Regions from separate parts of the Homo sapiens genome. Here regions 1, 3 and 4 are each linked to region 2. The links are chromatin loops, found by intact Hi-C in ENCODE. Cell type or tissue: heart right ventricle. All regions are shown on one strand. Each heading gives the region's core, and the rest is flanking DNA. Links, peaks and the distances in the headings are about the cores only.

Evidence for each region. A loop is a pair of places that touch in the nucleus more often than their neighbours do. Peaks named below come from ENCODE experiments on the same cell type or tissue, not always from the same donor. Only the 100,000 strongest peaks of a DNase experiment are listed, where the experiment ranks them.
Region 1: it touches region 2 in a loop (2.8-fold over the local background); 19 of 110 quality-filtered maps call a loop at or near these places.
Region 3: a loop joins it to region 2, with 9 times the contacts of the local background. A loop is called at or near these places in 37 of 110 quality-filtered maps.
Region 4: it touches region 2 in a loop (4-fold over the local background); 6 of 110 quality-filtered maps call a loop at or near these places.

Annotation. Positions count from the first base shown.
Region 1 is chr18:44,127,525-44,133,261 of GRCh38, forward strand. No RefSeq gene overlaps it. Among named protein-coding and RNA genes, the nearest start is that of LINC01478, 400 kb to the right of the region's middle. In heart right ventricle, for the core only: a CTCF peak has its summit at 3,021 (motif pointing right); no DNase peak of the experiment used is centred there.
Region 2 is chr18:45,381,896-45,387,632 of GRCh38, forward strand. The region is part of intron 8 of SLC14A2-AS1 (SLC14A2 antisense RNA 1); the gene reads right to left. It also overlaps a transcript of SLC14A2 not described here. Among named protein-coding and RNA genes, the nearest start is that of SLC14A2-AS1, 120 kb to the right of the region's middle. RefSeq lists a silencer at 2,610-2,659. In heart right ventricle, for the core only: CTCF peaks have their summits at 2,697 (motif pointing left), 2,899 and 4,572 (motif pointing left); DNase peaks (open chromatin) are centred at 2,716 and 4,610; H3K27ac peaks cover 1,606 bases; H3K27me3 peaks cover 390 bases.
Region 3 is chr18:45,272,711-45,278,447 of GRCh38, forward strand. It overlaps a transcript of SLC14A2 not described here. Among named protein-coding and RNA genes, the nearest start is that of SLC14A2-AS1, 230 kb to the right of the region's middle. In heart right ventricle, for the core only: a CTCF peak has its summit at 3,005 (motif pointing right); no DNase peak of the experiment used is centred there.
Region 4 is chr18:43,786,115-43,791,851 of GRCh38, forward strand. No RefSeq gene overlaps it. Among named protein-coding and RNA genes, the nearest start is that of SYT4, 510 kb to the left of the region's middle. In heart right ventricle, for the core only: a CTCF peak has its summit at 3,270; no DNase peak of the experiment used is centred there.

The DNA.
Region 1 (5,737 bases), core at 701-4,700, 1.3 Mb before region 2:
CAAAAGCAGTTCTAACAAGGTTATGACTTGTTTCTCTGACCTTCAGAAGATTAGAAGTGGCTAATCAAACAGAAAAGAAAGACTGAATGGACATATACACAAATAAGAAATGTGGGGAAATGAAAAACCAGTAGCAACGTGGATGTCAATAAAATTATAAAAAAGCCTGTATGCAATAGCAACAAACAGACAAACACAAATAACCAGTATCAGTCAGCAGATTTTCAGCATGAGGCCAACAGTACTTCATAGCTTAGGATCCTGCAAAGTAGATGAAAGGAAGCACACATAATAGACACCAGTTTACTAGTATTGGGTCACTATGTATTTTTCACATGTGTATTTCATTTATTCTTCACAAAGACCCTGCTGAAGCAACTCATTCTAGTTAACAAATGAGGAGATGAAGGCTCCAAGTAATTAAGAAACATATTCAACATGAATCATGAATATGAAGTTCAAGATGTTAAATTAATTTAAATATCTAATTTTGATTGCATCTTTGACTTTCAGAACTGCTTAGGAACCACTCCATTGAGGGGTTACATTATTATAAATCTGTAAATGGCATCCAAGAGTTTCCTAACGCTCTAATCTTATTAGAGGTAAGATACACCTAATTTAGAAAACAGTTAATATTGCCAAATTAAAAAGCATAAAGAAACCAGGAACTTTCATGAAGACCAGGATGTCAAACTGGTGCTGTGTCCTGCTCAAGGATAGAAAATCCTATATGATTTCACTCTCAGATGCTGAAGCCTTGATAGAACCCTGAGTGAAAGTTTAATATTCAATCAGCATGAGTTAGAAATAGCTGATTAATTTACATTCTATTTTGTTTGTTTGTTTAATAGTCCCCATATCCAGTCACTTAAACTAATGAAAAATAATCACAGTAGATTCTTCTCTTCTTGTTTTATTTTTAAAATTTCCTTCTTCTTTTCTTTAAATGGTCCTCAATTGCTCCTCCTTCTCCTTTTACATAAAGGGATCATGATGAAAATCTCTTTCCATGCCCCACCCACTAGAGTAGTCATAGGCAGATAATTTCCTGCCCCAGTGACTTTTCCATGCAAGCATACATCTGAGTGAGAAAGTCACAGGATAAGGAAATCCTCCACATATCTCATATGGATGATTTAAAAAAAAACTCTTAAATAGTCTCTCTGCACCCGTTCCTTTAAAAAACTAACCAAAAATAATTTGACTTAGTGATTTACTTGACATGAAATAGCTCCTTTTATATAATTTGATTGTTAATGGTCTAATTTTATTACACATTGAAATTCAAGCTAACTTTACTCTGGGTCTTTATTTTTATCTTGCATTTACTTTATTTCTGAATATTTTGCAAGGGTACTTGGACAAGTTTGTACTTCATGTGTGTGCCCTAAAAGCTCCTAGAAGGAGGCAGGAGTTGCCTGTCTTATTCATGCATTTGTCTTTACAGTTAAGCCCAAGGGATATGGAGGTTAGAGTGATTGCTGTGTATAAGGTTAAGACTTTGGACAACTTAGTTGACATTTACAAGCCTCAGTCTTTTTACTTATGGAAAGAAACTTAAAGATTAACTTTCCATAAGTAAAAATGTAAATTAATGTCTTTAATTAAGTTCTTTAATGCCAAATTGTCTGTGGCAGGAAAATTTGACATTAAAGAATTTAATAATAATACATACCTCCCAGGTTTACCATGAGGTTACATGGCATAAATTATTTGAAACAGATACTAAGTGCTCAATAAAATATTATTATCAATTTTATCATAATTTTATTATCTATCACAGTGCCTAAAATAATGAAGGACTCAAAAATATATTGATAATGATAAAGTCCAACCAGAGACTCAAATTCCACTCCTGAACCCTATTTTATTAACTGGTAACACTCACAGTCTCAGTTCTCCCAGAAAATGCCACATTTGCTTTTTAGTTCTGTGTGATCTAGTTGGCTCTCTATTAGAAAAATGATGACATAATTAAATTCATGTCATGCTTCCTCATTTTACTGTTCTGTCTTCTGCCCCTTTTCCTACTCTCTCAACTGCCGTATGTCCTCTTAGAATAAGGTGACTTACCAAAGGACCTCGCAGAAGTGGTCCTCCCATATGTCTAGTGTGAATAAAAAAAAAAAGTTCCTTTTATGATAAAAAAACATGCACTTAATTTTAAACTCTTCCATAAACTAGCACTGTAACTTTAGATAAGATGAATAGCCTATCTGTGCCTTATTTTATGTAACCGCAAAATGGGGTGACAATCCCTGCTTTCCTCACCACAAAAGCCTGTAAAGATGGAAGGCAATACACATTTTTCTGTGTGTGAACATACAGTTACCATCCACAATGACATCTTAGTGTTAGGCATGCTATTTTACTTCATAGTCCAGATTATACCATTGTCAGTATCCTGCTTTCAAAATGACCCAGTCTATGTGCATTTTTTTCCAGTCTCTGGCTTAATCATTTTAATCTACTCCATCAACTATCTTAAGGTGTTATTAGTGTTATTAGGTACTTACTTGGTATTAGATATTAATGCAACCCTGTGAAATATTTGGATTTTGACAGAAGGTTTCTAGATACAAAGTGTAATTACCATGAATTGATCCAGTGAAAATAATAGTTTTCCCTGAGCTCAAATTGGAAAATCTTGGGAAATATATCTGACACAAGTTGGACTTTTGGTTTCATAGTGTAGTTTTTATTTTCAGTCTCCTATAAAGGAGGATGACCTTTTGATTGGGTATAAGACCTATACCATTCTCCCTCTCATTAAACCTTACATCCCATTCCTATCAACCAGGAATAAAAGCAGCTTTGGATTTCATGGTTGTCTATTGCATGATAGATAGATTAAGAGGTACACTGAATCAGGAAACAGTGGGGGGATGGAGCTGACTTCAAGTCAGATTTAGATGCAAAAATTAAAAAGAAAATTAAATAGGTTAGCAGTTTAGTGCATGACATCTTACGAAAAATGTTGATTGAAATGTGTCTTAGGTCTAGCCTCCTCAGCCACTAGGGGTCAGAATTACACAGGACACTCACAGAACACGGACCACTGGTGGGCCAGAAAGGAGGGACCAGAAATTTGGAAATGGTTTTGAGTATTGTGTGCATAAAGTACACAGAAAAAGCATTTGCCATATGCCTGCCAGGTCTAATTATATGTTAAAGGGTAAGAAGATACAATTGGCACATGGACTTGCTCCAGCCTATTTTTCCAGTCTCATTTTTCTCTATTCCCTCGTAAGATACCACTTGGAACTAGATTCGAAAGAGGCTCCCCCCAACTCTAGGGGTCAGATTTCTGACAGCCACCATGGCAAGACAATTTGACATTAAAGAATTTAAAGTCTTCTGGGGAAAATAGGATTAAGAGAGACAATATGTATGGTTAACCTACGGAAAACCTTTGTAAATAAATCAATCTTCCCAACAGCAAAATAATAAAACAGCTTAGTAATACATAAAAATATATATAAAGTAAGAAAAGGTCAACAATTTTAAATATCTTTTACAAAGAATAGTGGGTGGAGTACTATACATTTCCAACTATTATATCTTGATGCATTAGAAGCTTTTTATGATTTCCCTACAATTTGAAAAAGGTCCATATAACTTTTTGTACTTATTGAAGATAAACACTTACTGATGAAGATATGAGGCATGTTTGTTTGCCTTATCCTCAGCAGCTTTTTGTTTTATGACTGGAGAGTAATTCACTCTTGTCCCTCAAGTTCTCAGTGAGTCCTAACTTCAGCCCTGCAAGGCTCCCTCTATTATTTCCTTTGATTTGGTTCAATTATTTCTCTTCTCACAAAAACTAGTCACAGAGAACTCGTCTAAGAACTAAATTTATTTTTCTCATCTTCCTTCAGCTTTGGCAAAGCTTTTGTAAAAGTTTTATTTTTGACGTTTGCTTTATCTTCCTTCCCTATTAACCACAACTAGTTTCCTTTTTCTCTAACTCTACTCAAATAAATCAATTTTTGTGCATACTGGAATGGAAAATTTTACAGTTACTAAAAAGTTATTCAGAAAGAAATTTACATATGCAGTTTCATGGAACTTGTGGACCTGTGGTTGGAACTGAATATTTATCTATGACTATATAAATGATACATACATATAATGTTTCTTATTTCCAATTGTTATATATGATCATTCTTGCTAATCCAAACTAGTTAATATGGACTGTAAACATTGATTACATTGATTGAAAGTATTTGCATTCACCTTGGACAAAAGTTAAGAATCACAGAACCAATCAACACAAAGAACCTACATTTTTACAGATATGCAAGCTGTGTGGTCAGTGAAATAAGCACAGACAGGTAGAGAGATGGGGGAGCAGGTAGATAGCTTGTGGTTAAAGACTGACTCTGCTAATTATTGCTGGGAACATGAAAGCCTTCTTCTATTCAGTTATTTAATGTATAATAAACCCTGACTTAAAGTATTAATACTTCTGTGGAGATTAAATAAGTTTCTGTTTAAGTGAACTTAAATGAAAAGAAACCTCTCAAGATTTAAAGGCTATTTAGGTGGGGAAGAGGAGTTTCCATAGTCTTCACTGGGAGGCAAGTTTGTGGAGACAGTTATAGAATAATTGTATGTTTGAACCATGGATTTTGGTTTTTAAAATGTATGTTTCCCAGAGTTTTAATAGACATTTGTAGAAAACTGAATGAAAAACCTGAACTATTTTCATGGATACATGGCCATTTATGAAGAATATTCATGGATCAGAGCCCCAAATATGAATTACTGGAGGCTTGGAGAGTATTTCCCAAACTGCTGTAGTAATAATAGTGCTTCATGCACTCTGTGGGGGAAAAGGGGTTTTATTCATTTGGATACATGAAGGAGGGAAAGAGGTCAAAATTAAATTAGATTGTTTTCTCACATTGACATAAGAGCCATCCCAAGTAGATTATGAATGTGTATATATTTAAAACTCTAAAGTTATGAGAATAAAAAATTAGAATTTTTTTATAATCTTGCAAAACAAAGGTTTTTCTAAAACACGAAATCAGAAGCCATAAAAAGTAAAAATAGGCTGGACACGGTGGTGCACGCCTGTAATCCCAGCACTTTGGGAGGCCGATGGGGGTGGATCACCTGAGGTCAGGAGTTTGCGACCAGCCTGACTAAAATGGTGAAACCGCATCTCTACTAAATACAAAAAACTTAGCCAGCCATGGTGGCACATGCCTGTAATTCCAGCTACTTGGGAGGCTGAGGCAGGAGAATTGCTTGAACTCGGGAGGTGGAGGTTACAGTGACCCGAGATCGCACCATTGCACTCCAGCCTGGGCAACAAGAGCGAAACTCCATCTGCAGGAAAAAAAAAAAAAAAAAAGTAAAAATATTACTACACTTAAAATTTAAACATTTGTATAGTAAAATACACATAAACAAAGTTAAAGGCAAATATATAAAATAGAAGAAAAAAAAACTTGAACATTCCTAAGACCAAGGACAAAAACCTTAGAGAAAAAAAAGCCCAGTGGGAAAAGGAGCACTGCATATAAAGGCTAATCACAGAATAAGAAATGGTAAGGCATCAACTTCATTGATAATTGAGAAATAAAAAAAATAGAATAGCAGTTAAATATATTAATAATTTTATATTATTTCACTTACAGAAAAAAATGGTCATTCAAAATTGTAAATTCTACATTTCTTCCCCAAAGATAACTACTTTTCCAAGTATGGGATTTATGACTCTGGA
Region 2 (5,737 bases), core at 1,048-5,047:
GTGGTAGCAGGCTGGACAGGAGAACTGCACCACCCAGGGACAATGGGCTGGGCTGAAAAACTACAACTGCTTGCAAAAAACATGCAGTTTATATAACATTTCCGCTTAGCACCCTCCCCCTAACAGCTTCTACCTGGCAACCTTCATTCAACCCAATATTCAGGGCCTCAATCTCCTGTACAATTGTGTTCTACAGGATAGGCCAGGGGCTCAGATGATACTCATAGACAAGGGATGGATTTATGGTTGGCCACTCCCAGATTCTCTAGCTCTGAACTCTGAATACACACATTCAGTGCATCTGCCATATAGGGTCATTCTCAGAGTATGCTTAAGTTATTGCTATCAGGTGTGTTTACCATACAAATACTTGTGCTAGATGTTGGGAATACATATAGGGAGGAACTTAATATAAGCTCTAGTTTCACAGAGCTTAGACTTTTACAGAAAGTTAGTACATGGCAGAATCTATTGAGCAGTATAATGGGGGTCAAGGACAATGGGATTTTATTCTGTTTGAAAATATAGGGGAAGACTTCATGCAAAATAGGCCTGTATGTTAGCATTAGTCTCCATGACTTGGTCTGCAATACATTTAGCCACCAGGTTATGTCTCTCTGACTCTTCTGTAGTACTTAACTTTCTCCACCCCACTTTTGTTACCTGGAGAATAAGGGATTTCCTATCCTGAATTATAGAAAAGAATTCTATGCCCTTATGAATCAAAGTGAGTTTAAGGCTATTGTTATTAGTCCCTGAAATAGCTGTATCTTAGGCTGAATCTCTCTATAAAGAACTTAGAAAACTTCTAGACACTTGGTAGGCACTTGCTAAATACTTCTAATTGACACCAATGTCTTCAGATGTCTCTTTTTTACTTCACGTAGCTCTTTTGAAAACAGCTGTAGATATCCCTTTTTTCTATGACCATGCCATTCATGGGCAGTATATGGGAGAGGAAGAGTTTACTTTAGAACTGCAAGTCAAGTTTAAAATTATCTAGTCCAACAATAGTAAGTAGTTTTAATCTCGAAGAAAAGCTCTATTTGGTTGATATTGGTTGTCTCCAATGCAGTGTTGAGAAGGATTCTAAGTGTTGTTCAGTGGGAAAGAATGTTGCCATCTAACAGCAATATGTGCTATGGGAACAGACTGCTTGGCTTCATTTGTGCTGCACATTTGCCTGCCCTGAGGTATTTCAACTGTTATATTTGACAGAAAAGCAAACTAAAAACCAGAGAAGAAAAATGACTTTCCCAAGATCACAGAATGGGTTAGCGAGAAAAGCAGGACCAAGACCTAGGTCTCCTGATTCAAATACAGTGCTTTTCCCATAATCCCATTCAGCTCCCAGAAGCACCAGGGAGATTCTATTCAGTGATGCGCAGAAAATGGAAGCAACTGGCCTACTGTATACTAAAACAGCTCAGCTCCAGGTGGGAAACTTAGTGACCCTATGGAATCTCCTTCAGCCTAAGGCATTTCAGAATTCCACCAAGCTCATAGAATCCCAAAGGCTGAGTTTAGATGGTCTTAGAGATTATCCAGAGTAACCCACTCAGCCCATAGAATCCCAGAGGCTGTTTAGATGGTCTTAGAGATTACCCAGAGCAACCACTCACCAGTACAAAGTCTTGTCTACAGGTTTTCTGATAGCCCTCAACATTTTCATGTAGGCAATATTTACATGTGTTAGGCTCTCCCCTCCCTTCCCTTCTCTACTTCTCCCTTGTCTCCTGGGGTTCCCCTCACAGGCCTCCAGGTGTTCATATCCTCATGATGCTCTGGATCCAATTAGACCTGCCACCCAGGCTTAATCTTGCCCCAAGTTGTTCCATGTGTCAGTTTCTAAACCACCATCCCAGTGGCATGTGCTAGGAGAGCAATCTGAAAAATAACCTTGCATGGCTGCCCTGGGCTCTGCTTGCCTGGGCTTCTTTATTTCCTCCACTTCTGAATGCATTGGTTCCCTCCTTTCTCTTCCCTGCACCCCCAAGAAGCCCCTGACAGTGATGTGAGGTGAGAAGGATGAGTGAGGTTAATCTGAAATTCATTTTCAGGATGGATTTGAAGAGAAAGACCAATATCAAGGATAAATCCCCAGAAAATGAACAAGTTTAGAGAGTCAAGGAAGGTCCCTGGGTTGGGCAGAGGGGAAAAGAGTTGCTTTTAGATGCAAGACATGCTAGCATAGGCACTACACAGGAAAATAGAGATTGGAGGTAAATGGCATATGTGTGAAAATGAGAGAGCTAGGACTAGAAGTCTTTGTGCTTTCTCTTAAACCACTAGGACCTAACCCACTGCATTAAAAGGAGGAGTGAGAACAAGTGAGGGGGCCACACAGACCCTCTCCTCTGGTTACTATGAACTGGGCTCACCTCCCGCAGTTGGTGATTTCACCTTCAAAGTGAATAGCAGCATGGCATTGTGGAAAGCACCCTCCCTGGACCAGTCTGGGAATCCATGAACAAATTCTCTTGCTGTAAAATGAAAAGGTCAGAACTTTGCTCCCTAAAGAGCTTCCTGGCTCTAAGATTTTCTTTGTTTCTCAGTAGGAATAAGCCCACCCACCTCATAAGGGAAATATTTCTCAATTTCTTAGGGCTGCAGGGGACACCCCTGAGTCACCCCCAACCTGCCTTAGCCTGAATCTGAGTAAAGGAAGGGATTTATGATCTAATGTTAGGCACTGCTGCCCTCTGCTGGATGGTATGTAGCCAACTACCCCCGCCCCCAACCAAAAGGTATTCAGTGCCTCTCCCCCCGACAACCCCCAGCTGTCCAGGGGCTGCCCTCGCATTGCCCCCACAGTGGTGACCTGTCTTGCATCTCATGTTGCAAGTGGAAAGCCACAAAAAAACTGAGGACCCAGGAGGGTATGTGTATGTGTGATTGTTGTGGGGAGATGGGAAGTGAGTGTAAATCCAAATAGCCAATTGCTGTCAATTATGTGAAAGTTCCTCTATGACTTCAGTGAGACCTTAACCAAGGTCCCACTCAGCTGCAAACCATACACAGCTTTCCAGCATGATGGCACCTTCAAGTAAAGATGAACAGGGAGCTTTTAAGCTTCTCCTGCCTTTTATCATCGATGAGCTAAAACGCAGAAACAAAATGGGATAGTTGGATGTCGGGAGAACATCAGGATATTGTAATTGTCCTCCTCAGAGATGAAAAGGGAAGCTGAAAAACATCTGCACACTGAAATCTGCTCCAATGCACTAAGTGGGCCAAGAAAACCTGCAACCGCGAAGTGGGGCTGATTTACTGCTCTAATCACCAGCATCCAATCCGAAGCCAGACATTATCTTAAAGTACACACCACTTCCAGGTGGCGTGCAGCAAATGTTTGATTAGCACTACCAAATTCCCTGCAGGTTGATAACGCTTTCGAGTGTGCAGGAATCACAGGACCCCACACTAAGGGAGTTGGGCTGCTGCAAGCTCCACAGCAAGGTGTTTCCCTCTGGGTCAAAATCTTCCTAAGAAACACATCTCAGCCCTTCTTCCCAGGGTCTGAGACACGGGATTCAAATCAGCAGAAAGTAGAACTGAGCAGAGGAGAGAGGAGATGGATTTAGTAAGTGAGGAGAAACCAGGTTGTTTCTAGAGAGGATTGAAAACACAATAGAGGGAGAGTAGGAGATTAGTAAGACCCGTATAATATTCAATATATGTCAGGTGCTGAATATTTTATATCTCATTAATTCTCCCATTATAGTACATGGTTGCCACCACTATCTTCCTATTCTGCAAATGAAAGAACTGAGGTGTAAGTGACTTGCTCAAGATGTCTCAGCTATAAAATTATTATTGTATTATTTAAATTGGACTGACATTGATTAGGACTGACTTGAAAACCTTCAAAGTACACGGTTTGAAAGAATAGGGGATCAGATGAGGCAATACAGATGTTAGGGTATTCCAGGGGTTATATAGAAAAGTAAGAGAAAGAACCTAAGTCAGTTGATAGCATCAGAAAAGATGGAAATAAAGTGGGCTTGAAGCAGCTGAAGCTTTCACTGAGCCCCCACCATGTCCCCAGGGTAGGGTTAAGGACTGTGGGTGTGGGTGAAGCAGAAAACACAATGACTGCCCACAGGAGCTTAGGGTCTATTTGAAGGTTGTTTGGGCCAGAAATAAGAGATGCTGTGGGGTTCAGAGACGAGGGCTATGTTTGACGAACAAGGATGATTCAAATCAGCAGAGAGAAGAGCATAAGCCAAGTTATGGAGGTGAAAGTGATGGTGGTGAGTTATTCTGGGGTAAGTGAGGAGTCCCAGATGAGAAGCTACATCTGTCTAGCTGGAGTTGGTTCAAAAATTGCACCTGGAATCTACTTCTGGCTGGCTTTAAAACCCAAACTGAAGGGTCAAATGTCTCATGGAAATTTCATTTCTAAAACCCATAGATAGGGAAGGCCAGGCCAGTACAAGAACTCAGTTTTTGTGGCTTTTTGGGAGCTGGAACTCTGATTTCTGCAGTATCTTCTAGAACTCAAAGACCGCAGGAGGGTCTTGCAAAACCAAAGCCAGCCATAAGCTTGTAGTCTGAAGGCACACGGCGCCCCCTAATGGACCCAAGCATTCCCTCTGTACCTGGATTCTCTCTGTTCTCCACTATGGCTACCTGGCTGGGTACCATCCCGAAAAGATTTGCTTCCTGCCCCATGGCTGTGGGCAGACCAGCATTAGCAGATTAACTGAGTCCTGCTAACACATAGCGCAGACTCCTCCTCCACTCAACAGCTGCTAAGTTCCCTGCTTTCAGAATTAGAAGAACATCATGGTTGAGAGCATAGACTTTGGGGCCAGGCCGGAATTTGAGCCTCTGCAGTAGTGCCAACTGGCTGTGGGACCTCAAACTGTTGATTAACCTCCAAAAGACTCAGTTTCCTCAACTGTAGAATTGAGATGCTGATAGTATCTACCTCCCAGGGCTGTTGTGAAGATGATGTTGATGATTTGTGTAAACCACTTAGCACATAACCAGGCACATGGTGAGCACAGGCAGTAAATGGCAGCTTGTTATTATTAGAATAATTGTGATTCAGTCTGAATTACTCACTATGACACTCTGTGAATATTAACTTTATCTCCCTCTAGACCTTGGCTTAAACTGTTTCTGGAGTATTCTTTTCTGAGTTACTCTTTTTCTCTAAACTGGGCTCAGCCCAGTTGCTACTACTTCCATTGGGCCCTCACAGATATTCTACTCATTGTGGAAATCTCTCTCCATAAGAATTTTGCTGTATCTCCCTTACAACTTCTGTATGTTACAACCATGTATGGCCATCTCTTTTTTCTGTCTTAAAAGGGTATGCTACTTATATCAGTCAAAATAGGCAAGGTTCTGCTACAGCGTCAAGCAACCCCGTATTTCAAAGTATTAAACCCATAGCTTGCCACAACTCCTCAGCCAGAATTAATTCTATGCCCTGCCCCCCAAACAAGGAGGCAGAAAATGTAACCCTCCCACATCACCATGTCACTCCCACAAGTAAGGAGAAACAGATATTTATGAGAATGACTGATGGTTACCACACCCTGGAAAGCAAGGGCAGTCTCTAATTCTAAGTCTCCCTAGCAGTGTGCTTCATAGGCAGTAAATGCACACTATAAATCTTTGGTGAATAACTGATAGGATATATTAGTTCACAATTATGTTATCTCTCTCAATCAATATCATATTTTGAAATACATATCCAGATCAAAAATTTCTTAATGACTGCTAG
Region 3 (5,737 bases), core at 931-4,930, 110 kb before region 2:
AGTCAATAATAACTTAGTTGTATATTTTAAAGTAACTTAAAGAATATAATTGGGTTGTTTGTAAATCAAAGGATAAATGCTTGAGGGGATGGATACCCCATTCTCCTTGTTGTGCTTATTTCACATTGCATGCCTGTATCAAAATATCTCATGTACCCCACAAATATATGCACCTACTGTGCACACACAAAAATTTTTTTAAAATAAAAGCTACCTAAGCCAGCAACTGAATCCCTTATAGGGAGCCTAGTCATTAAGTAAACCCTACACTGCTATATCCATCAGGAATCGTGCAATTGCAAATATCGGAATAATGGACTTGACTGACTTAAACTAAAGCATGATTTTTTTTCACTCATCTATCTGAAATGTCTAAGAGTTTCAAGCTCAGATGGATCGAGGTGTCCCGATATCATCAGATCGGGGTTTTTGCTCTATTACTCGACTCTCGCTTTGCTATGTACTGGTTTTATTTTCAGTGGTTTTATCCATTGAAGAAGTAAAATGACCATCCAACAGTTCCAAGATTACATCCTCATAGCTGTAAGCTCAGCAGTAAAGAGAGAATAATTTTCTCAAAATAGTCCCAGAAGTCTTGTAACTGCCTTGTTGGCTCTGATTGGGTCACATTCTCATCCCTGAACCATTCACTGTAGACAGGAAAATGGGATGCTATGATTGGTTAGGCTTGAGTTATCTTCTCTGGAGGTAAAATCAAGATAACGTTCAAACCATAGAGCCTTTAAATGGGTAGGTAAGAATTTCCCAGGAGAAAAGCGTTGTCCTACAGATGAAGAGGGAACAGGTAGTGTGCAATACAACCATCAAATACTTCTACACTCTAGACTTGACTTTTTTCTGATAATGTGTGTGTATTTGTGGAAAGGAGTGGCCAAGAGGAGAAGGAGGAAGCACAAACAGGTGAGCAGAGTAATTGGGTGTGCAAATGAAGTCCAATAGTCTTTTTAAAAAAGCATTAACCAGGAGCTAGGAGGCAAGATGTAGGCCAACAGCTTGAAAAACAAGCTGAATCCAATGTGTTAGCACAGATTGTACTTTGGGTGACACAAAATTCTCTTCTCGTTTGGAAATTAAAGCTTAACTGTGACATCTGCAAGGCATTTTTTCTTCTCTGGACTCTGTGTGAGCATCTATAGAACAGTATTGAAGGGTGAAGAAAATTTAGATCAACTGAATACTAAGATTCCATTATGCTGTAAATGTGTTATATTTAACATTTAATGCATTTTATTTAATTTGAGTTTTAATTCTAAGACAGAACTAATGAGAATTAGGTGCAAGAAAAAATGCAATACAATGCACACTGCTTCCTCATATCTTTGATTCCATCTATGTGATAACAGGCTTACCAGGAATCCCTTGTATTGGTGATAGCACAACCTAACTTGACCAACAATGACACCCACAACTCTGAGATCTTCTGTTAGTGTGTGGGGGTAGGGGAGGCCAAAGTACATGAATCAGCTGTGATTTGGCTGGGTTCTCTCACCCATGTTGACTTTTCCTGGGTCAATTCATGCAAGATGTGTGTTGTTCTTGTTAACGAGGCTAAACATCTGGCTGAATGAGAAAATTTTAGTCTGCTACTTGCTTAAATAGCAAAATCTAAACAATCTACTAAGCTGAAGGGTTTTTTTCTTCTACTTTATTTTTGGAAGTCTTTGGGGTTAAATGATGCCTTGACCATTGTTTGCCAAGGCCAAGACTCAGCTATAGATCTTTTTTTAATCTTTCCTTATAGTTGTAGTCCAAGCTTTCACAAGGTCCAGGTTTTCCAAATCTCTGATTACTCCACGGTTATGGATGCAACATCTTGTTACGCTGCCTTTGTTCTTTGAGTTACTCACAGGGTAGGAAATCCAAGCTCTAACAAATTCTTACTTTCTCAAGGCAGGATACTGCCAGTCAACAGATGTCTGGGTTGGGACTACCACAACCCAAGATTTACAGCAATATCCTCAGATCCAAATATATAATTAATTCTGTGGTAGTAGTTTGGGCCTTGCCCAAGGGAGTCTGGCCCACTTAATTCTCTGTGACTTCCTTGATAACTCAATTCATTTGTCCTCTTGAACATCATTTGCTCCTTATTGAACACATCCAAGTCTCCCTAGAGAACGTGATTTTTGGTGTGTGTTTCTCAAGCAGAGCTCTTCCAGAACAGTTTTTCTAGACTTGATTCCCTGTTTTGATAGATGCATTTGAAGGTCTCTTCCAGGGAGAAGCTGTAGAGATGCGTTGACTGAATTATCTTTCTTAAGATTTATCCTTAGTTATGATTTTTCCTTTTTCCAATTTATGATTATATTTCTCTGTAATACTTTATTTAAATCAAAACATTATAGAACATAGAGCTTGGAAAGGGGTTGGGGGTGGAGGCAAGTAAAGCACTGTTTTTCACATTTCAGGGAACATGTGGTAGTTTCACATTTGCAGTGACCTTATTATTCGACAAAAATGAGTAATAATGAAAAAGTATGTGCAAAGAATAAAAAGATGGAACAAATACTTCAAAATTTTCTTACAGGGTTTTGAAAAACTATATCTCCACTACATTGGAAAAAGTGTCATATTTGTTCAATTCATGTAAGACCAATGGTTGTATTCATCTCTCACAAAGAAAATATATAAGATAAACTCAATAAGTACTGAACGAATTGTTGACTAAAGATGATGGAGTAGTTTTGCAAACCAGTGTTACTCACCTTCCTCTTTTCCATACACTGCTCCTCTCTGTCCTGCAACAATGAGATGGTGCAAAGACAGCAGGGTATAAAAGAAAGTGCATAGGATTTGGAAGGAAGATAGCGGTTTCCTCTTTTTAAGTCGGGGATGAAGGTACCCATATGCCAGAGCTATTGTGATCAATGAATTAGACAGTATATGTAAAGAACTTAAAATTGTGCATGCTTATTTAAGGTGCTCCAAAAAAGTGACTTCCCCTGAAAGTACTATGCCTGCAGTTCTGTTCTCTACCACTAGGTGGAAGTAGTCTCATTAAAGAGAGTAATAGATTTCATCTCTTTTTTTACTAATAAAGTGATCAGTTGTTTACTATTTGGAGATCAAAATCCCTGTCTTCACTGAGCTTACATTTCAATGAGGGAGATAGATAACTTTTTTAAAAAATAAATCAATGCAAAATATGCAGGTCATTGAGAAATGCTAAGAAGAAAAAGCAGGTTAAAACAGAGAATTAAAGAATAAAGGTGCTGTTTTTGACTATATGGTCAGGAAAACCTGTTTGCGAAGATGGCATTTGAGCAGAGATCTAAGTCAAAAGACGAAATGAGCCATGACAGATAACTGAGGGAAAAGTGCTGCAGACAGCTGCAACAGCAAGTGCAAAGGCCCTGAGGCTGGCTGCTTGTGGGCAGTGGGTTTCAATAGAAGTGTGTGAGGCAGAGAGTATAGGTAAATGTAGTCTGTGGGGTACCTGGGGCAGATCATCTAGAGCCCTGTAGGTTGTGGTAAGAAAATATTTCACAGGCGGCATATTTCATTTATTTATTCCTTTAGCAAGTTCACTCATGTGTGAATCAGATGCTATGCTAATAGGGACCCAATAGAAATACAGAATTTTCAGTGCAGGTGCCTGGTTACTATAACAGAGGTGTGTACAAAGTGTAAAGGGGACATAGAAGAGGCTTTGAAATCTAAGGAAGTCAAGAAAGACTTAGAATATCAGCTTTGAGAAGTGAATGTTGAATAGGAGTTTTCTAAGCCAACAAAGAGGTAGAAAGCAAGGAAGGTAGGATAAAACTACAGATAATAGCAGTCAGAAATTGGAGAGTGTGGTGTGTTCAGGAACATCATTGATATCTGATAGAAAAAGCCTGCAATACTGCATGTGATTTAATTTTTTTAAGTTATATTGAACAAAAATTTATTAGACATTACCTATGTTAACATTGAGTTAGAATACAATTTGGAACAAGCTTAAAGTAAATTGTATTCCTAAGCACAGATTGGTGACATAGAAATAACTGAATTATCATCAAGTACTCCTAAGTTACATTTTATTTTATTGGTCTGCAACCTCCAATGCAAAACTGAATTACTGTACCGGTGCCCAGGACAAGCTACACCGTAAAGGTTGATGTTTAGACCCGACTTTCCACTGTAGCCCTGGCTGCTTCGACCAGTGATACCACTTTGCTTTAATTGCTTGTCTTCTCTGGTAGACTTAAAACCAATCTCTCTTTATTGATGTTAATAATAGTGATCCTGGGCCTTTGGCCTTTATCTTCTTTATTCTCTCCTATTAGTTAAAATTGTCCTGAAAACAGAGAATAATACGAATGTACCATTTTCCTTAGCCTGTCATGGGAGCCAATCAGTCATCTCAGGAAGAAACACTTCTTAGCTGACTTTCCCAGAAGATTGACACTTAGCACTTGAATTTCCTTGGCGGATAAGAAATAAATAACCTACATATAGCATCTTATGGTTTCCAGTTCTGCTACATATTAGCTGTATGACCTCGGACAAGTAACCATATTTTATGAATTTAAAAATCCAAAGATTGTCAGATGCATCCTTAATTCAGACACATTAAAATATAAAAAGAAAAAAAGCCCAACACATTATAAGATGCCACAACTTTATAATGCATATCTATTCCAGAATGTTAAAATGTGAAACTATATTTGTTTAAAATCTGAAAAATACATAGTAGTTAGTTTTTCTTTTTTTCTTTTTTTTAGAAACAGGGTATTGAAGGCTGAAGCGCAGTGGTGCGATCATAGCTCACTGCATCCACCAACTCCTGGGCTCAAGCGATCCTCCTACCTCAGCCTCCTGAGTAGCTGGTACTATAGGCATATGCCACCACACCCAGCTAATATTTTAATTTTTTGTAGAGACAGGGTCTTGCCATGTTGCTCAGGCTGGTCTTAAACTCCTGGACTCAAGCAATCCACCCACCTTGGCCTCCCAAAGTGTTGGGCTTACAGGCATGAGCCACCGTGACCGGCCTACCTAGTTTGTCTAAGCCTCAGTTTCTACCTTATAAAGTTGTTTTGAAGATAAATGAGAAAACATATGTAACACAGGATATGATATACAAGAAGCACACAAAAATGTGCAGAGAACAAAAAGTTTCTGTACTTTATTTTCTGTTCTAAAGGGGTTTCCTTTTTCCTACCTTCTGAACACATTTAACATTTATATGAACAGTCTCACATTGTGGATTTCTCCCAGTAAGTACACGCTGCTTTTACTCCACCTCCCCCTCCATGCCAGACTGACTCCTTATAACTGAACTCATGCAGGAGGACTTTACCTATGAGGTCAAACTCATGTATAGTTAGGGCGTTCCCCAAACACTCCTAAATTCTGTAATAAACATTGTGACTCTGAGGTTTAGTGAACATATGGTATTGACAAAGAGCTATTTCCAGGAGCTTTCCATTGTAACTCACAGCCCTTGAGATGAATCAATGACTTCCTCATAGAGGGTGGGGTTTTCTGATATTTATTCAGTGTGACATTCTTGTGCTTTTGGTGGAAGGAATATAAGATTCCCTGTTAAGACAGGGTTTCTCAATATCGACACTACTGATATTTGGGGTCGGATAATTTTTTGTTGTGAGAATCTGTCCTGTGCATTTTATGATGTTCAGCAGAATGCTTGGCTCTGGCTACCAGATGCCAATAGCACCCACCGGTTGTCAAATATCCCCTGGGGGTAATAAATTTGCCCAATTAAGAATCA
Region 4 (5,737 bases), core at 1,029-5,028, 1.6 Mb before region 2:
TGATATTCATGAACCAACTACGAAACATTTTACAATAAATGTAAAAATGTAAATATAAATAGATAATCTAAGCACTGATAAAATATGAAGTATCAGAATAGTCAAAATGGTATGAGATGAATTAGTACAGGTAATTTCTAAAAACAAATATTTGAGCTGTATTTCAAAGGGCGTTCAAGATTTCGATTTAGAGTATTACATGTATATGCATTTCACACCAATGGAAGAAAAGAAGAAACCATGATTAGCAAATTCTGTGCCCAAATCAATAGAAACTATTTAATAATTATCACCCTAACAGCAAACCAAACAACTCAACTTATACTGAATGACTTTAGTGATTCTTTATATTATTATATAAAATCTTTAAAGTTTACGGAGTAGAATCACATAGGCCTAAGTTCGAATCATGGCTATTCTAACATTTAATGTGTTAAGTAGCTAAAACTATTTGACCTCCTTTATAGTATGTGAATAATTTTACCTACCTATCAAAATAATTTGGTGATAGAAAGATAAAATTGTCTAAGGTATAAGTAAATATTTAAGTATAAAAAAATGTGAGCTTGCTGTCTATAGACACAACCATGTGTAAATCTGTGTGCCTGTGTCTTTATATGCATGTGTGTGCACACAAAGACATTAAATCACATAAATATTTATTACTGGACTGTAGTGTATGTGAAATACTGAGCATAGGGCCTGTCATTATGGCTCTATGCTATCATCTGAATATATGTAATACTATTGTCTGTTGGAAATAGGGATAAGACTTTTTGTTCCTTTTATATAAAGTGCTTACAATGCCAGACTGAAATTTAATTGAATTTTGCAAACTTCCAACTTTTTGAACATGTGCCATCATTAGATAATACTAGACACATGGTATATTAACTAATGTTCTAATTTGCCTCATGGCAAGTGCCTTCTCTGAGCTCAAAGTCTATATTTTTATTTTAAAATATTTTATATCACGTGACATATACCCTAGTTGCTCTCATTTTCCACTGACTTATTTCCCGTGAGTTTTCTTCTTAACAAAATTAAAATGTCTATGTCATTTAACTAAGCGCTTTGTAGGGCAAACGACTTGTTTATGTATGCCCTGCTTACAGACATATAGAAGACTTTATAAAAGTGACATTTCTATAAGATTGAATGGATTAATGACTATAACATAAAAGTGAGGGTGCTTGGTCTTGGTTCAAAAGAAGATCTTGTGCAGATTTCAGTCACCTCCCTTTTGTCATATCACCACAGACTTCTAGGAGTCTAAGATATCTTGCTAAAAATTGGTGGAATTTGAAAGTTTTGTGCCATTGAAAGAGAGGTGGAGTACACTGGGTGAATTGGATGGGGCTGTACATGTCTAGGTGTATTAGGGTTCTCAAAAGGGATAGAACTAATAGGATATAAGTATAAATGACAGGGAGAGTTGACTTAAGTTTATTAGGAGAATTGACTCACCTATCACGAGGTGAAGTCCCACAGTAGGTCATCCACAAGCTGAGGAACTAGGAAGCCAGCCCCCAAACTTCAAAAGTAGGGAAGCCAACAGTGCAGCCTTCAGTCTGTGGTAGTAGGCCCGAGAGTCCCTGGCAAATCACTGGTGTAAGTCCAAGAAACCAAAAGCTGGAGAACTTGGAGTCTGAAGTTTGAGGGCAGGAAGCATCCTGCACAGGAGAAAGATGAAGGCCAGAAGACTCAGCAAGTCTGCTCTTTCCAACTTCTTCTGCCTGCTTTATTCTAGCTGCACTGGCAGCTGATTAGACAGTGCCCACACAGACTGAGGGTGAACCTGCCCCTCCCAGTCCACTGACTCAGATGGAAATCTCCTTTGGCAGCACCCTCACAGACACACCCAGGAACAATATTTTGCATTCTTCAATCCAATCAAGTTGACACTCAATATTAACCATCACACTAGGGTTACAGACTGCCATCACTTCTCCAGGATAGCCAATTGGACTTGACCAATTCAAATAAGAAATACAAACCCTGTCTCAAATAGCTTATTAACTTTAGAAGTATATTCATTGATATTTATAAAGATGAGAAATTATTTCAGATGTGAGATTGAGACTCAGTGCTAAAGGTGATCAGAGATGAGGAGGATTAATTCAGACTCAGTACCAACACAATTGAATTAGACATAAAAAAGTGATTAGAATTCTGAGGCATAGGCCGGGCGCGGTGGCTCACGCCTGTAATCCCAGCACTTTGGGAGGCCGAGGCGGGCGGATCACGAGGTCAGGAGATCGAGACCATCCTGGCTAACACAGTGAAACCCCGTCTCTACTAAAAAACACAAAAAAATTAGCTGGGCGTGGTGGCGGGCGCCTGTAGTCCCAGCTACGCGGGAGGCTGAGGCAGGAGAATGGCGTGAACCCGGGAGGCGGAGCTTGTAGTGAGCCGAGATCGCGCCACTGCACTCCAGCCTGGGCGACAGAGCGAGACTCCGTCTCAAAAAAAAAAAAAAAAAAAAAGAATTCTGAGGCATATTTCCAAGGATATTTACTGGTAAAGTTAGGGCTGTAGAATATAGTATATAAAAGAAATGACATTTTAAAAAGTCAGTGATATAAGAAAACATAATTTTTTGTTGATTTTTCAATATTAGTTGGAGTAGAAACTTTATTTGGTCAGGGGAGTACAAAATGTATGGTTGGAAAGGTGCTGTGCTGGAGGAATACTTTGATGCATTTTGAATGACACACTGAGTTTTATTACCTAATTTTACATTCATTCAATATATAGATTTTAAGTGTTTACTCTGTGCCAGGCAATCTACTCAGGACATTTTGGTAAATAATTTGGGTTCATTTATATACACAAATTACTTGCTTAAAAATAACAAAGAAAGTTTTTGTTTGATTGTGCATTTATTTTTTAATTAATCCATGTTTAGTTGAGAAGCTAAGTAGAGGTTTCCTCATAATACAAAATTGAGCAGAATAATTTGGGGCACTCATAAAAGGCAGTAGGTGGCCATCCATGTCTGTTCATTCCCTGCTTCAAAGCCTGAATAAACAGCAGAGTCATAGTCTACAGGTCTTTCCTGTTCTTCATGTGACATATTTCTCCTTTGCTATAAAGGTTAAAAGGGCTGTATCAAGGCAAGATTCTCTGAAACATTTTAAAAGGCATTTGGTGTCTACTGAGAACTTGTCAAAAAATTGAAAAAGAAATCATATCTAAGTATCAGAGCTCTGGAAAACCCATGCACTACCATATCTACACTGAAACTACCTCTAGAAACTGCCATTGTAACTCCACACTTGATGGCAGTATTCTGCAGCAAATCTGGGGGAAATGCTCAGACAACCGCTCAGCCTGGATTCAGATTTATTGGGAAGCCTGGATCCATTTGTGCACATTATTCTTATTGAGAGTCGTCAATGCTTTATCAAACTCTAGGCATGTCTTTTAAATGACCATGAAAGTAAAAAGACAGTGAAAAGTGGGAGCCAAGCCTTAATGCAGTTGTAATAATTTTCATCCCTAAATCTGAGATCCCAAATTATCAAACCACAGAAAGAACACAGTTAGCATGCAGGATACAAAGAAATGATGGTGATGGCAGAATCTCCCTTTGGCTCTTGGGTCACTGTTCTTGTTTATGTTCCTTAGCTAAACTGGCAGAAGGAGGGCAAGGAATGAGAGATTACGGATTACTTTGGATTATCTTTCCATCTTTGTAAATATGTCATTGTAGAAATACAAATCTTTTAGGATACCAGGGTTTGCAAGGAGAAAAATATAATTTGATGATAGAAAGATAAAATTGTATAAGGTATATTCAAATATTTAAGTATAAATAAATGTGAGCTTGCTGTCTATAGACATAGCCATGTGTAAATCTGTGTGTCTGTGTCTGTGTATGCATGTGTACATGCACAAAGACATTAATTTAACTCACCCGGATATTTATTTCTGGATATAATTGCTGGAACTATATCACACAAGCTTCTAAATTTCTATCCCAAATGCTGTTCAGGAATTTAGATAATTAAATATATGTAGTATATTCTGCATCAGAGAAGCAGAATCAATGGCACACTTTCTAGTTTAAAACTTGTACCTATTCATAGTTTTGGCATTTGTTAGTTTCAGAAGAAATTGTCGCTTATCAAATTGATTCAGTGTTTCACTCGGATGTATAAAGTCTTTAAATTTGGCTGCTATTATTAGACAAACCATAGTCTCAGCTAGGCACTGTTTCTGAGGTACAAAAAAGACTACAAAGAAGTCCATGCAAGACAAAGTAACATGCTGACTTCCCAAAGAAGTTGTATGTATCAAATTAACTTGATACATATAACTCTCAGTCTTTTTAGGAACTATAGTCATGTAGCAATAATGGGATTGGCCCCTTTACACCAGCCATCTTTGATTTCTTCTGGAGATGCTCTCAATCGTCAGCTAATCATCTGGTTCTTGTAGTCCACTGTTCTCACAGGAAACCAGATGAAAGCATATGGAGCAAAAGGATAACTACTCCTGAGCCTAGAATTTAAAAAATAGTAACACTGATGGCTAACATCTGGGTAAGAACTTGTATGTTCCAAAGCATATTTACTAGTCTCTGTCTCTCTCTCTTTTTCTTGCAATAGCTTTGTAGAAAAAAAAAAATAGCTGTCTTTATTATAATTGTTGATGGGTAAATGAAAATATAAGGAACTAATTACTTTGCCTTGTTGATGGGAAATGAAAATATAAATAAATAATTAATTTGCTTAAACAAAGATTGAGAAACTAGTAAAAGCGAAGGTCAGAATTTTAATGTCAGTGTCCTGATATTTTGAGCAGTATTCTTTAAACATCACAGTCATGATCTGGCCGAATGCGTAGAAATTCAACATATCCACCAAACGCAGAAACACATCATAAAATGTATGAATCTATATCTACAAAAAAAGTGTCCCCTTATAATGGCAGTGTATGGGCCAAGGGAAAGATTCCCTCTGCCCTCTGAAGAGTCCCTGAAAATGAACTGACAATAGACAAATTAATTAGAGAAGAGGCATACAGATTTATTTAATCTGCACAGCATGGGGGAATTACAAGATTACCTATTAACTCAATGGACTACAGATGCATATATACCCTTATTCATGGTGGAGGAGATGGAAAATTTAGACAATCCTTTTGAGGGGGTGGTAGATGATTATGAGGGAGAATGAATGAACTTGGAGATCAAAATTATATGGTTATGGAATTTAAATGATCCCAAGAGGCAGACATTATCTTGTGAAAAACTTCATCCAGATGTGGTTTCATTCTTTAGTCTTCTTTTCCATGATAGATAATGAAATATCAGGAAGGAGAGGGAAGGTAATTTTGTTCTCTTTGGTGGGTCCAGTCTTAAGGTAGATAAGGGAATAGCAGAGAAGAGCCTTTTCCAAAATCTGCTGACTTTCAAGAGCCTGTAATTTAAAATAATTAGCATACCAGGGTGCCATATTTTGGGATAAAATTCTCTGGAATTCTTCAGCAGTATTCCTAGGGCTGGTTTGACTTAATTTCACTTACATCTAGCTTGATTTCAGAGCCTAGTGTCTATTAAAAAAATGGATCCACAAGTCATAAAACTGCCTGCAAAGTTTGTATGGTCCTATTTTAAATACATCAAATCAGACAAAATTAAAGAAAATTTATAGTTCTTATTTATATCTGTGATGTTCCACATGACAATATCATTCCAGGATATACTTTTATCTGAAATATCCTATTCAAC